2 separate regions of the Homo sapiens genome follow, and region 1 is linked to region 2. A link is a contact called in ENCODE Hi-C or POLR2A ChIA-PET data. All regions are on one chromosome and are shown on one strand. The core of a region is the stretch at or near the end of the contact, and the rest is flanking DNA. Distances in the headings are between cores, read along the strand shown. Region 1 has its middle 98 kb from the start of SERTAD2. Region 2 holds the start of MEIS1-AS3 (MEIS1 antisense RNA 3).

The links. Hi-C counts contacts between places; a loop is a spot of excess contacts on that map. ChIA-PET counts read pairs that join two places held with the same protein, here RNA polymerase II (POLR2A). Pooled maps may share reads with other maps.
Region 1: a loop to region 2 is called in a pooled map, with 4 times the contacts of the local background. The contact joins the enhancer-like site here to the promoter of MEIS1-AS3 in region 2. A Hi-C loop is called at or near these places in 3 of 50 pooled maps. POLR2A ChIA-PET finds 5 or more read pairs at or near these places in 2 of 52 experiments (Caco-2 and HEK293).

Annotation. Positions count from the first base shown.
Region 1 is chr2:64,748,790-64,755,092 of GRCh38, forward strand. No RefSeq gene overlaps it. Among named protein-coding and RNA genes, the nearest start is that of SERTAD2, 98 kb to the left of the region's middle. RefSeq lists silencers at 1,533-1,602, 1,934-2,933. Within about 2 kb of position 1,307, at least 36 of the 41 ENCODE cell types and tissues checked have a DNase peak (open chromatin) inside an H3K27ac peak, as active enhancers do.
Region 2 is chr2:66,428,071-66,434,995 of GRCh38, forward strand. It overlaps MEIS1-AS3 (MEIS1 antisense RNA 3), which reads right to left and starts at 5,400. Exons shown (of 4, transcript NR_046438.2): 1 at 5,221-5,400; 2 at 3,861-3,940; 3 at 3,750-3,768. RefSeq lists enhancers at 5,229-5,581, 6,451-6,925, 6,915-6,925, a silencer at 6,107-6,206 and a promoter at 6,813-6,925.

The sequences.
Region 1 (6,303 bases), core at 57-2,556, 1.7 Mb before region 2:
AAGGTCACACAGCCAGTGAGGGATGGTGGTAAGATTCAAACTCTGGCAGCATGGCTCCCTTGTGCTATGAGGTCTTTCAATAATTCAGTCTTACACTCATAAAAAAGGTCACATGATAAAATTTACTAAACAATTCAAAAAGGTTTTGTGTAAGTCTTCCTGAAACACTCTGGAAGGTTTTGGGGCTTATGACAAGCATTTCTTTAAGACAGCATTTACATTTAAGTCACTTTTCATCTTTACTACTTTGGGCTGATCATAAACACATTTCTGCTCTTTAAAAAGAAATATTTCTGTAGCAACTTGGCAGATTTCGGTACAGGAACAGTCTATTCTTTAAAATTAAATTTAGTAACAACTTATTCTGGTTACTCTGAAAGAGAAGGAGAGAATGAACTATTAAGAGGCCTTTCCTGTACTTTAATGTTTCAAAACATGTTTGGTTTGGCCTCATTTGAATCTTGTGGACAACTAGCCCAGAACTTGACTCAAAAAGAGTAATACCATTTTAAAACAGCTGAATTCTAAAAAGCAACCTCAGAAGCCAACTCTGAGCAACTATTTCTCATAATTTTTACTTTTATTTCAAACAAAATATGAAAGATGCATATGGCAACATCCTCATAAAGCATATATAGACAGGTATTTGTACTTCTGAGCTATGGACAACCAAGAAACCAAATCAAAATTTTACAAAATTCTGTAGTATGACATTGCTGAACAAGCAATGAAGTACACAAAAGATGGATATCAAAAGAGAAATAATCCATATTTCTCTCATATCCTTAACATGCTCCATTGTGTCCAGTGACTGAGAAATTTAAAACTCTGTGTTGTAATGCCTCCCTGTAACAGAGGTGAGCTAAAGATGAAGTGTCAAGCTGGATTTCCATCTTACCTTGCTTTCCCCCAACAGGTTCAAAGACTTCATAACCTTTGATACGGACTTGATATTTTTTCAATAGGGAACCCATAAAACTATTTTCAAATAAAAACACTAAGCAATGCCACTAGACAATCTGTCTTTCTCTGCTTTATCGCTGCCCTATCGCCACGCATTAAAATTAAAAATACCTTTCTGCCTTGCCTTTATTGAATAAAAGTTTAACTTTGAATTAGAAGAAAACGTACCCATCGTCCCTTTTACACTTTTTGCAGGTGATAGAATCTATCAGATCACATTGGTGGCTATCACTGCTCTCTAAGCATCCTAAAGACAGAAAGCATGCCATTACCAAATGTTTTATAAGCGTTATAATGCCCCGATGGTGGAAGTCTGGCAATACCTAGATATACAGCAAGGCTGGTGAATAAGGAGCTGAGGGGCGGAGGAAGCGGGAGCGAGGGAGGGAGGAAAGGAGGGAGTCGCCACCTTAAATCCACGCCGGACCGGGAACCTGCAGCCCACAACCTGATCCCTGCCCTCCCCAACAGTGGACCGGCCACCACATTTTTTCAGATCCTCCTCACCCAACCCAGCACAGCACTCACCCTTCTGCGAAGAAGTCGGCACCCAGTCCAGCTCCGAGACGGGTCGGGGTGGCAGCGAGGGAGGGGGCGTCTGGGCTGTGGGCGGGGGGTGTCTGTGCGTCACTCGAGTACAGGACGGTGAGTTCGAGGGGTGGGAGCGCAGAGGAGCGGGGAAATCAAGTCACGGCCGAAAAGGGAGAAGGAGAAACGGAGGGGTGGGGTGATGGAGCGCCCCCTCCCTAAAATAAACCCACCGGCCCCTACGATCTCTGCCCCAGAGAGGGAAAATAAAATCAGGGGAAATAATAGACCAACCAATAAATCTCTAAAACGACGAGGAGCGAGGAACAGACTTTAATTTAAAGGGGGGAAAATTGAGCGAGGGCTGGAGGGGAGACAGAGGGAAGCGGCTCTGGGTCTATCCCATGCCTTTGCAGTCCCCAGGCAGAGGAGGAGGCTGGCTGAGGGGAAGTTGCAGCGGCTCCCGAGGAGGAGGAGGAGAAGGAGGAGGAGGATGTTACACCGTAACAAGTACAGACAGACAGCCATGGATCAGAGGGGCGCTGCAAGCAGGAGCAGGGGCGGCCGCGGCGGGGCGAGCGGCGGCGGGCGGCAGCACCGCCTGCTCGGCTCGCTCAAGACATTTAATTGGATTGATGGGTTGTGCAGTGACTCACAGACTTTACAGAGTCGTACAGCAATCCCCGCCCAGCTGGACAGGGGTGATGCGGCGGGGACGGGCGGGGTAAGGGGGCCGAGAAAGAGGTGAGCTAGGAGGCGGCGACGAGAGGGTGAGGAGCTGAGGGGGCGGAGCGGAGCGGAGCTACCCAATGGTGAGGCCCATCGTTCCGACGGGCGTGGGCCTCGACCTATGGCGGCGCGGCTCGTTAAGCGGCTGGCTGCACCCCTGGCCCAATGAGTCTTCTAAGGACACTGCCGCGAGCGGGGCGGGGGCAGTGGAGTGGGGGGTGGGGAGAGGTGGGTGGACGTTCAAGTGTGGGGTGGAGGGAAGGAGGAGGCGCCGGAGACCCGCGGAGTCACTCGGCCCTCCTCGCTCCAGAAGTGCGCCTTCTGCCAATCCGAGCGCCTCGCGGGAGTGATGGACGCGAGCGTGTGGCCAATGGGGAGGAGAGGGCTTCCGCAGCCGGCCAGAGGGGAAGGAGCGGGCGGGCCCGGCCTCCTCCTCTCCACCAGCTCCTCTCCGGGCCAGCCCTCCCCTCCCGCGCGGCTCGGGTCAGTCACGCAAATAACAGTGTGAGGGCCGGGGCTGCGCGGGGGGGCGGCGGCCCGCTGCTGGCTGCGTGACAGCGATGGGGACTGGCTGTGCTGCCTACTCTGATCCGGCAGGAGGAGGCGGCGGCGGAGGCTGGCTCCTAACTCTGCGTGCAGGCGGCGGCTGCTGCTCAGACTCTGCCTGGCGCTGCCGGGGAGCCCCTACGGCCAAACCCCACTCCCGGGGGACAGCCAGATTTGGAGTGAATCAGATCACGCAGTGCCCACTCTTGGAGACCGCTCCGGGGGAAGTCCGGCGGGGCTGTGTGCTGGGATCTGAGGAGGCTGGAAGCCGTAGGCGGGAGGCTTGGCCGTGACATTTGCCCCTTGCTTGCTTGCCTGTTTTCTGGGAAAGTCAGGGTAGGGTGTGGGCAGGTCGAAACAGCTCCTGAATACGTCCTGTTGCTTTACTGAGTTTCTGGAAAAGGCACTTCTTAACCTGGTATGAGCGAAGCTGTAAATGCATGTCGATACCTCAGCTTCCTCCAACCCTCCCTCCCGCACGGATCTTCCTCCCACTGGCTCACCTTGAACCCTGACGTCGGTGCTCCGCAGCACCCACTACTAGATCTTCTCCTCCCTGCTGATTCCCAGGAGTTATGGCTTTTCACAGTTTCTTGGCTACTGTCCAGCAATCATTTTACAGACCTTAACCCTTTACACACCCTTGTACTTGAAAGTACTGTAACTGTAACCACCAATAAACCTGAATGGAGATGTTCACTAAAGCAAATACACTGGCAAGAACCCACCTTCTTCCCCACAGGTGCATTTCTGCACGTAATTTGAGACTTAAAGACAATTGCTTCTGTGAAGAAACTAAGGAAAGGCAAATTAGACACTGTATCTCTACTCAAATTCACTTAGAATACCCGACATCCCCTTTCCACAAAGGAGTCATCTGGAGAGACCTAGGAATAATTTAGCTTTGGAGTCTTGAAGTGAGCGAAATCTTTACATACGTGTGTGTGTATGTATATATATGTATATATTTCAAATATATATATGAAATTGAAACCTACAGTGCTCTGGAATTCAGAAGAGAGATACTAAGTGAACACAAAGGTTTACTTTGGTCATATTGGGACCTTCCTTGATTATTGTCATTTTAGGATACAGATCCTTCCCCTGGGCCTGTTAAGACATACAGCCTGACACTTCTTTTCTCTTCCCTTTCTGATTTTAGCCCTACTCCATGATTTCTTTCAGTAGTCCTGAGTCCACTTACAAAAATGAGCTGTGCCACAAACTTCTTGTAGCACACAGCTTGTGTATGTGTTGCCTCTCAGTATGCTGAAACTCCTTTGGAATTCCACAGTGCAGGAAGGCCAGTGTCCTCATCCCAAGACATGATTTGCAAAAAGTGGACAGTGTTCCCTTAGCCAGGTCACCCTGTGGTAAGTGAAACAAATTAGATCCCTTGTGTGGGAAAAATTCACTTCTTTTCCAAAGTGGGTTATTGAACTACATTTAAGAATGTGCTGGCTGGGTCCAGTGGCTCATGCCTATAATCCCAGCACTTTGGGAGGCCGAGGTGGGCGGATTACCTGAGATCAAGAGTTCGAGATCAGCCTGGCCAACATGGTGAACCCTCGTCTCTACTAAAAATACAAAAAGAAAAAAATTAGCTGGGCCTGGTGGTGCGTGCCTGTAGTCCCAGCTACTCGGGGAGGCTGAGGTAGGAGAATCGCTTGAACCCAGGAGGTGGAGGTTGCAGTGAGCCAAGATCGCGCCACCGCACTCAAGCCTGGGCAACAGAGGGAGACTCCATCTCAAAAAAAACAAAAAAAAGAATGTGCTAATGATACATTTTAGAAGCCCCTTTCTTATTTCCTCCACTGTGAGGTCATTTCATGACTCAGGTGACTATAATTGATCAGAGTATTGTTTTACATATGAATAACCCTGAAGAAGATTTTGAATCTTCTTCATACACTAGAATGTAGTGCGTAGTATGTAGTTGAGTAGACATTCACTAGTATCTTTCAGAGGATCTGCAAATACCTAGGGTTAGCATCTTGTGGCAGAAGCTGCCCCTGTGTCAGTTGTTACTGGCATGCATCCAGGCCCTACCGTGTGCCTTCTAATTTTGTGCTCTCCTTAGTCCAGTGTTTCTTAAAGGGAAGACACACCCAAATTCCTGGATCTGCTGAAACCTATTGAGTTATCATCTCTGTAGGCTCTACCTGGACATCTGCTCTTTAAACAAATATCCCAGGTGACTTGAATAAATATTAACATTTTAAAATATTAAAATACTAAAATAAATATTTGATTTGAGAACCCTTGTTTATTCCTTTGTTTTGAAAATTTGAGACCCCCTGTTTATTTCTTCCTTTCCTCCTCTTCCTTTCTTATGTGTATCTATTTCTATTTCCTTTCTCCCTTTTTTTTTTTTTTTTGAGACGGAGTCTCGCTCTGTCACCCAGGCTGTAGTGCAGTGGCACGATCTCGGCTTACTGCAACCTCTGCCTCCCAGGTTCAAGTGATTCTCCTGCCTCAGTCTACTGAGTAGCTGGGATTACAGGCGCGCGCCACCATGCCCAGCTAATTTTTGTATTTTTAGTAGAGACGGAGTCTCACCATGTTGGTCAGGCTGGTCTCAAACTCCTGACCTTGTGATCTGCCCACCTCGGCCTCCCTTAGTGCTGTGATTACAGGCATGAACCACCGCGCCCGGCCTATATTTTCTACCTCTCATTTTTGTGCTCACTTCCCCTTCTACACTGCTTGCACACAGGCCTTGCGGGGAAGGAGTGATCCCTAAAAAAGAGGATGAAGATGGCCAATAGTCTTCTATAAATAACATGAGCATACCTCATAACTACAGCACTAAGAAGTATGGGCAAGTCAAATAAAGATCATATATGCCTGAAAAAAAAATCACTGTAATTGATGTTGTATATGAATTGTAATATGTGAGAAGCTTACTAGTTTATGATCTTAAAATACACAGAGACAGAATTTTTTCTATGTAGGAACATTTCAAAATGCAAATTTCAATGTATTAATTTCAACAACTATAGTATTATAGTATTATTGTCATTTTTCTTCCAAACAGTGAGATGTACTAGTGATGTACTGGTAGTATACTAGTGATGTAATAGTGATGTACTAAGGCTGTGATGGTTATTTAAAAGATAAAGTACTATATGAGATTTTTGGTGTCTCAAATGGCTTACAATCTATTTGAGAGGCTCAAAAGTACACACATGCAACATTAAAACAGGAACCTGAGGAAACGTGTAGGGAGGCTTTAAGTGTGTTTGTCAGAGATAAGCAGAATTTGGTTCATTTCTATATAGTTTTCCTCTTGCTTATCTCTACTTTCTAATCTGTTGTGATTATGAGTTGGATGTCTTTTTTAAAATCTGAAAAACAAACAGTATGTCATAATAAAAGATTTCCTTTTTATTGTTATTTATATATTTATGATTGTAGCTGATCAGTCTCGCTCTGTCGCTCAGGCTGGAGTGCAGTGACGAGATCTCGGCTCACTGCAAGCTCCGCCTCCCGGGTTCAGGCCATTCTCCTGCCTCAGCCTCCCGAGTAGCTGGGACT
Region 2 (6,925 bases), core at 4,150-6,649:
TCACTATTAGGTTTTTATTAAAAGACGCCCTAATACCTAGTCAAGTGCTGGCAAGTTTTATTAAAATGCGATAAGGAGTTTTAACTTCAGAAAAGCACATGAACAATTTTAAAAGTGCTTGCACCAAAGTCTATGTCTCTTGGACAAAATCAGCTTGACTTCTCCATGTATGTGTATGTGTGTGTGTGTGTGTCTATACACACATAGATACATATACAGATATATATTTGGGGGGCATTGGGCTTATTTGTTTCTTAAATCACAAAATCACTTCTCTATGGTAACAGTGATTACTTCAGAAACTGTCACTGTCGAACAGAGGTCAAAGTTAGCTTCATGCTTTTTTTTTTTTTTTTTTACAAAGCTTCCACAATGCTAGAGATCTATAAATGTTTTCTTTTTTAAATCACAACCAAAATGTGCACAATGTTTCTTAATGTTTAAGAGAACATCAAATGGTCTCTGCCATATGAAGTTGTCTGACTGTGAATTTCACCCACACTTTCTAACACTTGTGCTCTCCAAGTGAAAACACTGAAGTTTTACATTTTCATCCCAAATTGCCAAAAGGGAACTGCACTAAAACTTTTATAATTACCAGTGTCATTTCCCCTCTCCTAAAGGGTTTTTTTTCTTGATTACCAATGTCACTTTCCAAATTCCAAGAACTGATTTGTACATGCTAGATTATCGAGGCAGTAGATAGATTTAACTTGACTGTCAAGCAAATTCATCCTCAGTGTCAAGCAACCACTACTGTTTTTTGTTTTTTGTTTTTGTTTTTGTTTTCAGAGTTGTTGAATCTGTCCTATCTTCCTTTCTTTTCCCAGGCTGTCTTCCCAAGTTTAGGCATATGGGTACACACACATGCACAGCTGTATTCAATGTAGGTTTTAGCCTTGTGCCTTAATCAAGTGTTTGAGCTATACACCTATGATTGATATCATATCCTATCTTTGGATTTGAAAAACATGGTTAGACCCCAAGACCTGTCCTATGAGTCTAAGTTGGGTACTGTGGTTTTCTCTTGTTAGTTACCAGCACCAAATCATACCCCCAACCACCACCTCCCACCCCCGTAAAACAAGATTAAAGTTTGTCATCAAGGCTGCAGTTTTTCTATTGTCCAGTAGACGGCACAAAAGATCAAGCCTTCAAATGCTAAACAATTCACCAAGGCTGCTGTGGTTTGAAGTGTATGTGTGTGATCTTCTTTAAAATAGCTAACCAGCCAGCATTGTATCTGTGAAGCAGTGAAGTACCTGAAAACTTAAGATAACTCACTAAAAGTTTTGAAACGTAATGATATAAAAAGGTTTTGCATATGTCAACAAAATGTTGCTTCAGAAAATACACTTTTAAATAACTTCAGAGAAAAATGTTATTTAGAAATTTATCATTTAAAAGTTATCTTTATAGAAATTAAAGTGAGAGAAATTACAGGGCATTTTATTTTTAATTAAAAATAAAGAAAGTATTTGCACCGTGAGACTTGAAGATTCTATAGCGGAACTTTGCATGATGCATCTATGTTTTTTACTACATTTAACATACAACTCAGTCCACAAAATTGAAGGTTGTATTTCAAATGCACTTACACATAAATGCATATATAATAGGTACTTGGGAAGGGGAATAAATTCTCTTGATGAAGTTTTGTGGGATAGCTTTTGGGGGATATTGGAGAATGAGGCCAGTAGAAACAACAGTTGGGACTTTGCCTCTTTCAGAGCAATGCATGACTTTGGCTAATATTTATATTTTACTAAAAGGCTTCTATTTCCTTTTCATTCTGCAGACACTCCTTATGTAGCAGTTTGGGGGGGAGGGTAAAGTGTGGGCTAATAACTCATTTCCCAGTTAATTTTATTAAGAATTTATAGCACTGTTTAGAAAGTTTTAAGACAACCATAAATTTTATTAGGAATACTTTATTAAGCCCTCCATTTAATTAATAAAAGACCTCTATAACTTCTGAAAATGTCAGAGCTAGTAATTATGTTAACCAGTGTAGTTTTTTCCCCCCTAGAGACCAAAGCATTTTAATGATTTGAAATAGAATAGTAAGGAAAGCACCTCCCTCTCACCCCCCATTTTTTTTCCCTAATTTTTGCATCATCCAGTCAGAATATAGTAACTTAGGTATTTTCCCTGCAACCCTTGGAGAGCCTAAGCTGACCTCTAATTGACTTCTGAACTGGACCCAGACATTCTTTGTTTTCTGAAGCAAAATGCAGTAAACAAATCTTTCAGTCCTTATAGCCTGTAATGCTTTAGAGCACTTGATTAACATCCTCCCTAATCCTCTCAGTTAACCCCCTTTGATATCACCTAACCAGGTTTCCCCCTTTAATAGATCTCTCAATAGTTTATTTCACTTTTCTCACAGCCATTCATTAGCTTTGACTTCTTGGTGCCTTTCTCATATCACCTCCAGGCTCTTATCTCCAGCATTCCTCTATTATCTGTACTAGATTTCGAATCTATTTTCTTTAAACTATCTTTCCCTCCCTCCTCTTATTTCTGTTTTTTTGAAATGTCAATGCTAGTGAGGGGGAGAGATGCAGAGGATGAATGTTTTTGAAATACAAACGCCAAGCCTCCACACCACAGGACAACCTAAAAACCAATCACAGCATTTTAAGGGACATCTTAAAGTTTGGTGGCAAATGATAAACCCTTATCATTTTGTGAACACAGCTGCCAAACTCGATTGATTAACAGGCTTTTGTTTATTCTGGGCTGGCAAATACACACACGTTTTACCTTAAGAGGTGCCTCTTTAGTTTCTAAGGGTTTTGGAGCTGACTCATCAGTGTGACCTTTTGGGACAAAAGCCTAATTTAGGATATAGATCTTTCCAGAAGCACAATTCCTTATAGAACATAAAGTCAGGGGAGTTCTCCGAGACGACTTTACCAGCAGCTCAGAGGAGCACTGAGGGCTTGAAATGCCTCCATACAGGAGGGTGTAAACAATAGAGACCAAGGGCCCAGTCTGCCTCCTTTTGTCACCGTTCTCTATCTCTGGAAAGATGCTCTGAGATAAGAAGGATGAGAAGAGAACGGAAGGCCTGAATCGCAAGAGCTAGGGCCAAGTGCCAGAAGTTTTCACCAGGCCAAGTTTTTGCAAAATAAAAGTGCTATTGCCTTAAAAAAGCAAGTATCTGAAATAAGTTAGGAATAGGGGCTGTCAAAAAATGGGCATAAATATTGACAGTAGTTTACTAAGATACCTAGACCTGTCCCTTCATTTGTTTCCTTTTAATAGATGATTAATTGCTGCCCTGCTAAAGGAGTTTTTTTTTTTTTTATGGCTACTATATTGCAACTCTAGACATCCTCTGTGCAATTTCTCTCAGCAAGCCCCAACTGTAATAACTGTTTGCTAATTGTAAAATCCTTATCCAGAATGAGGTTTGGGCAAACAATTTGTACTACTGTAATTACATTGTAAAAGTGTTTAGTCCCTTGATTGTTCAGAATTAATTGTATAAAGGCCTAGAAGTTATATTAGGTTCACAGTTTAAAATGGAAAGACTGTGGGGGGGGGGAGGGGCACTTTTCAAAACTACTGAGTTGATTTTAAGTCCGCAAACTCAAACTATCTCATTCTTTAAGGAAAATTTGTGTGTAGGTAATTTAAAGTACATTTTTAAGGTAATCTGGCACATCATGGTTAAAGCATGCAGTCGTCTAGTCTTCCTCCTGCTTTGAAGATTTTGGTTATGTTTGCAAAGGGTGACTTACCTGAACCTTCTTTTCTCATCTGTGCTAGAAAACAAAAGAAAAAGATTACCGGAAAGCAACAATACAAAATAAATCCTGTTGTCAAATATATATATATATATATATACTGACCTTTTCCAAATTTGAAAACGTGGCCGCAGAGTTGTGGTAAATCCAAGCCCCGTTACCTCTTTGCCGAAGAACCCCTGAGGCTGTTAAAGACCACAGTCCTCTAAGCGTATTTCGCAATAAATTTCTCTCAGTTAAATTATACTTACACAATTTCCCTCGCAGTTCATTTAAGGATCATAAACGTAGGTGTGCCCTGTCGGTGTTTGGTTTGACCCCCACCTCCCACCCACGCATCTCCCTCCTACCCCCGAGTCGCGCAGATGCCTGGCGGGCCTGATGCGGGGACGATGATCACACCCCCGCGAGCAGCCATCGGAAGGCGCTCAGGTATACCCCGAAGTCGGCTGGGGTTCCGGGAAGGGGTCGCAGACTGCCGGCCCAGCTTAGTCCTTTCCCTAATCGGAAAAGGAGCGTGCTGCCTGGCCCAGCCAGCGCAGCCTCCCAAGGATTAAACAGAAATCGCCTTCCTGAGACGGGGAGGTTCCATCTTGGCCTGAAATTCTGCTTCCAAGTTCATGTTGTGGGGCCGGGGAGCGACGGTGAGGCGTGGGGTGGGGGGGTGGGGGGATGGGGGGAGGCCGGGAAGTGTAGGCAGAGGCATAAAGGCGCTGGTAATGCACCTGGCTGCCCACCCACTCCGTCCCCAGCTTTTACTCGCGGGCCTGTCTTAACCTCCCAAGTGATGTTTCAGGGCGTTTGTACCAGAAAACCTACACATGTATGTGATGGAAAAAAACTAAAAGATCCTGAAACTTAAGCGTCAGAAAAAAGACAGGGAGAAACAGAGAGAAAAAGGAGAGAGGAAGCAAATGATAAGGGATCCTGGAGATGGTTTAAACACACACACACACACACACACACACACACACACACACACACACACACACACACGAGGGAGAGCTCTTTCAAGGCAAAGCGCTTCTGAAGGTTTTGGGAGAACGTGTGTCAGCCCTTCAGGCACACAGGGTGCCAGTACGGAGTTGGGGGCGGGGAAGGGTGCAGTGCAGGCGGCTGGGAAGGCTCATCTGCTCGGCTTTATGGAAACGCTCCACTGTTGGGGGCAACCAACCCCGCGTTGACTCCTGCGAAGTGCTAAAGGAAGCGATAGATGTCGCCTAAGGAGACTACGGACGCTCGGTGGAACCTCATTCCAGACCTATGTTCTCATGCTCGCCCTGTGTCTCCTGCTCCTCGGAAGCCCACTCTATAGAATCTTCAGTCCTACCTCGCAGACGGACGCAAATTATCTTTTACTTTGCGCTTAAGAGTTGGCTTCAATACATTTTAGAGCTCCTAACCTTTCCCAAACAATCTTCGGATGAAGGGATACCCCCAATCTTGCTCAAAACTCTTTCCCTACCTACACCCCCTTGAGGGTGAGGGTTCAGTCCGCAGCTGGCGAGTGGGACGTGGGTGGGGGCGATGGAGGCGCGGGCGGGCTGCTTGGAGGGAGTCAGCCTTTTGGCCACCTTCAGGGCGGGAATAGGGACTGGCAGTTCGCATTCCCCGCAGATCGAAGCTCCCTGCTGATCGATTATTTGATAATTGATTTTCCCCGCAGCCAATGCGCGGCGGCCTGGGCGGGGGCGCCTCCTGATTGGCCGAGCACTCCTCCACGGCTGCCTACCGAGATTTGGGTGAGCTCATTTTCCAGTCGACCGCAGGGGGAGTTTTCTGCGAGGTTTCAGCTGGAGGGAGGGGGAAAAATCCTCTCGGAGCCGAGCGAGCTGCGAGCCCTGCTTGTGGATGTGAGGTTTCCAGCCACTGGTAGAGCTGCTGCGGCTGAGCCATCTCGGCAGATCAGAGCCCAGCGGACAGAAATATAAATACGAAAATAACGCCACTAAATATAATCACAAGGGAGAAGCTTAGAGCGGGAGAATAAAGAGAAGGGGTGAGGGGGAATTAAAGCCCAGGCAATAGGTGTTAAAGTTAAAAACAAAACAAAACAAAAAACAGTGGTTGGTTGGAGCCTCCGAGTTGTAGGTACAGGCAGCTTTTGTCTGAAATCTCAGCTTCCGAAGCGGATTTCTTTTTCTCTGGCACTGGGAGGTTTCGCCGAGCCGGGTTGGGGACGGGAAAGAGGAGCGCGGGGAAGGATGTCTGGGGTGGTGAGGGCAGGGCTTCGCTGGAGAAAGAGCTAGTGGGGCGCGAGGTTCTTACAGGCCCGGGAGAGGTCGAGGCTGGAGCCCCTCGGCGCCTCTAAGACAAAGGCAGCGGTGGCTGCAGCCGGAGCCTAGCACTCCGGCAGCGTCGCGCCGCGCCGCGCCGCGCCCTGGGCGCACGGCCGCCTCACCCCGAGCGGGTCGGAGAAAGAGCCTCCCTCCCAGCGGCTCCCCGGCCCCGGCTCCGCCCGCGAGGTCTGGGCTGCTGCGAGCCCGCGCCGGGTTTCGCTTTCCGACGATCATAAATAGCTTGGTGTTTGTAAACAGGCGCTGGGGGCACATTCCCCGCGCTCAGCTCATTGTTCCCTCCCTTCCTCTCTACTTCGCGCAGGACGCCTGGGCTGGGGCTGGGAGCCGCCGGGGCTAGGAGGTGGGGGAGTCCAGACCCGAAGTGACAAAATGCTAGCATTTTCTTTCCCCCGGCCGGGCGTCCACCTCTAACAGCAAAGAAACCTCTAAGCTGGGTCTGCAGAAAGCCCGAGCCACCTCAACCCCATGTTCTCAGGACTCCTTAGCAGAGGCTTTCCCAACCTGGCTTCTCCCTCCTTTTCCTCCACGATCCCGCTTTGACTTTTCTCCTTGCAGTGTTTAGTTCTGAGAATTCAGTACTTTGCGCATCACCCCCTGCCCCGAAAAACACTGGCAGACCCCAATAATTTCGAGGAAAGTCATGAAGTCTATGCGCGGAGCCCTGTGCAAAATAACTCCCGCTGCTGCCTGCCCGGCGTTGATTCCCAATTTATTTCAAGAGAGTCGGCTTTGGGGAGAGAGTCTGCAGGGGGAGGGAGAGAAAAGAATACTGAAAATAAAGCTGGCGGCCGCGGGCTACTGCCTGCGTTTGTGTGCGTGTGCCCTGGGTGTGTGGTGTTTGTGCCTGGGCGTGCGATTTAATGGAGCGCC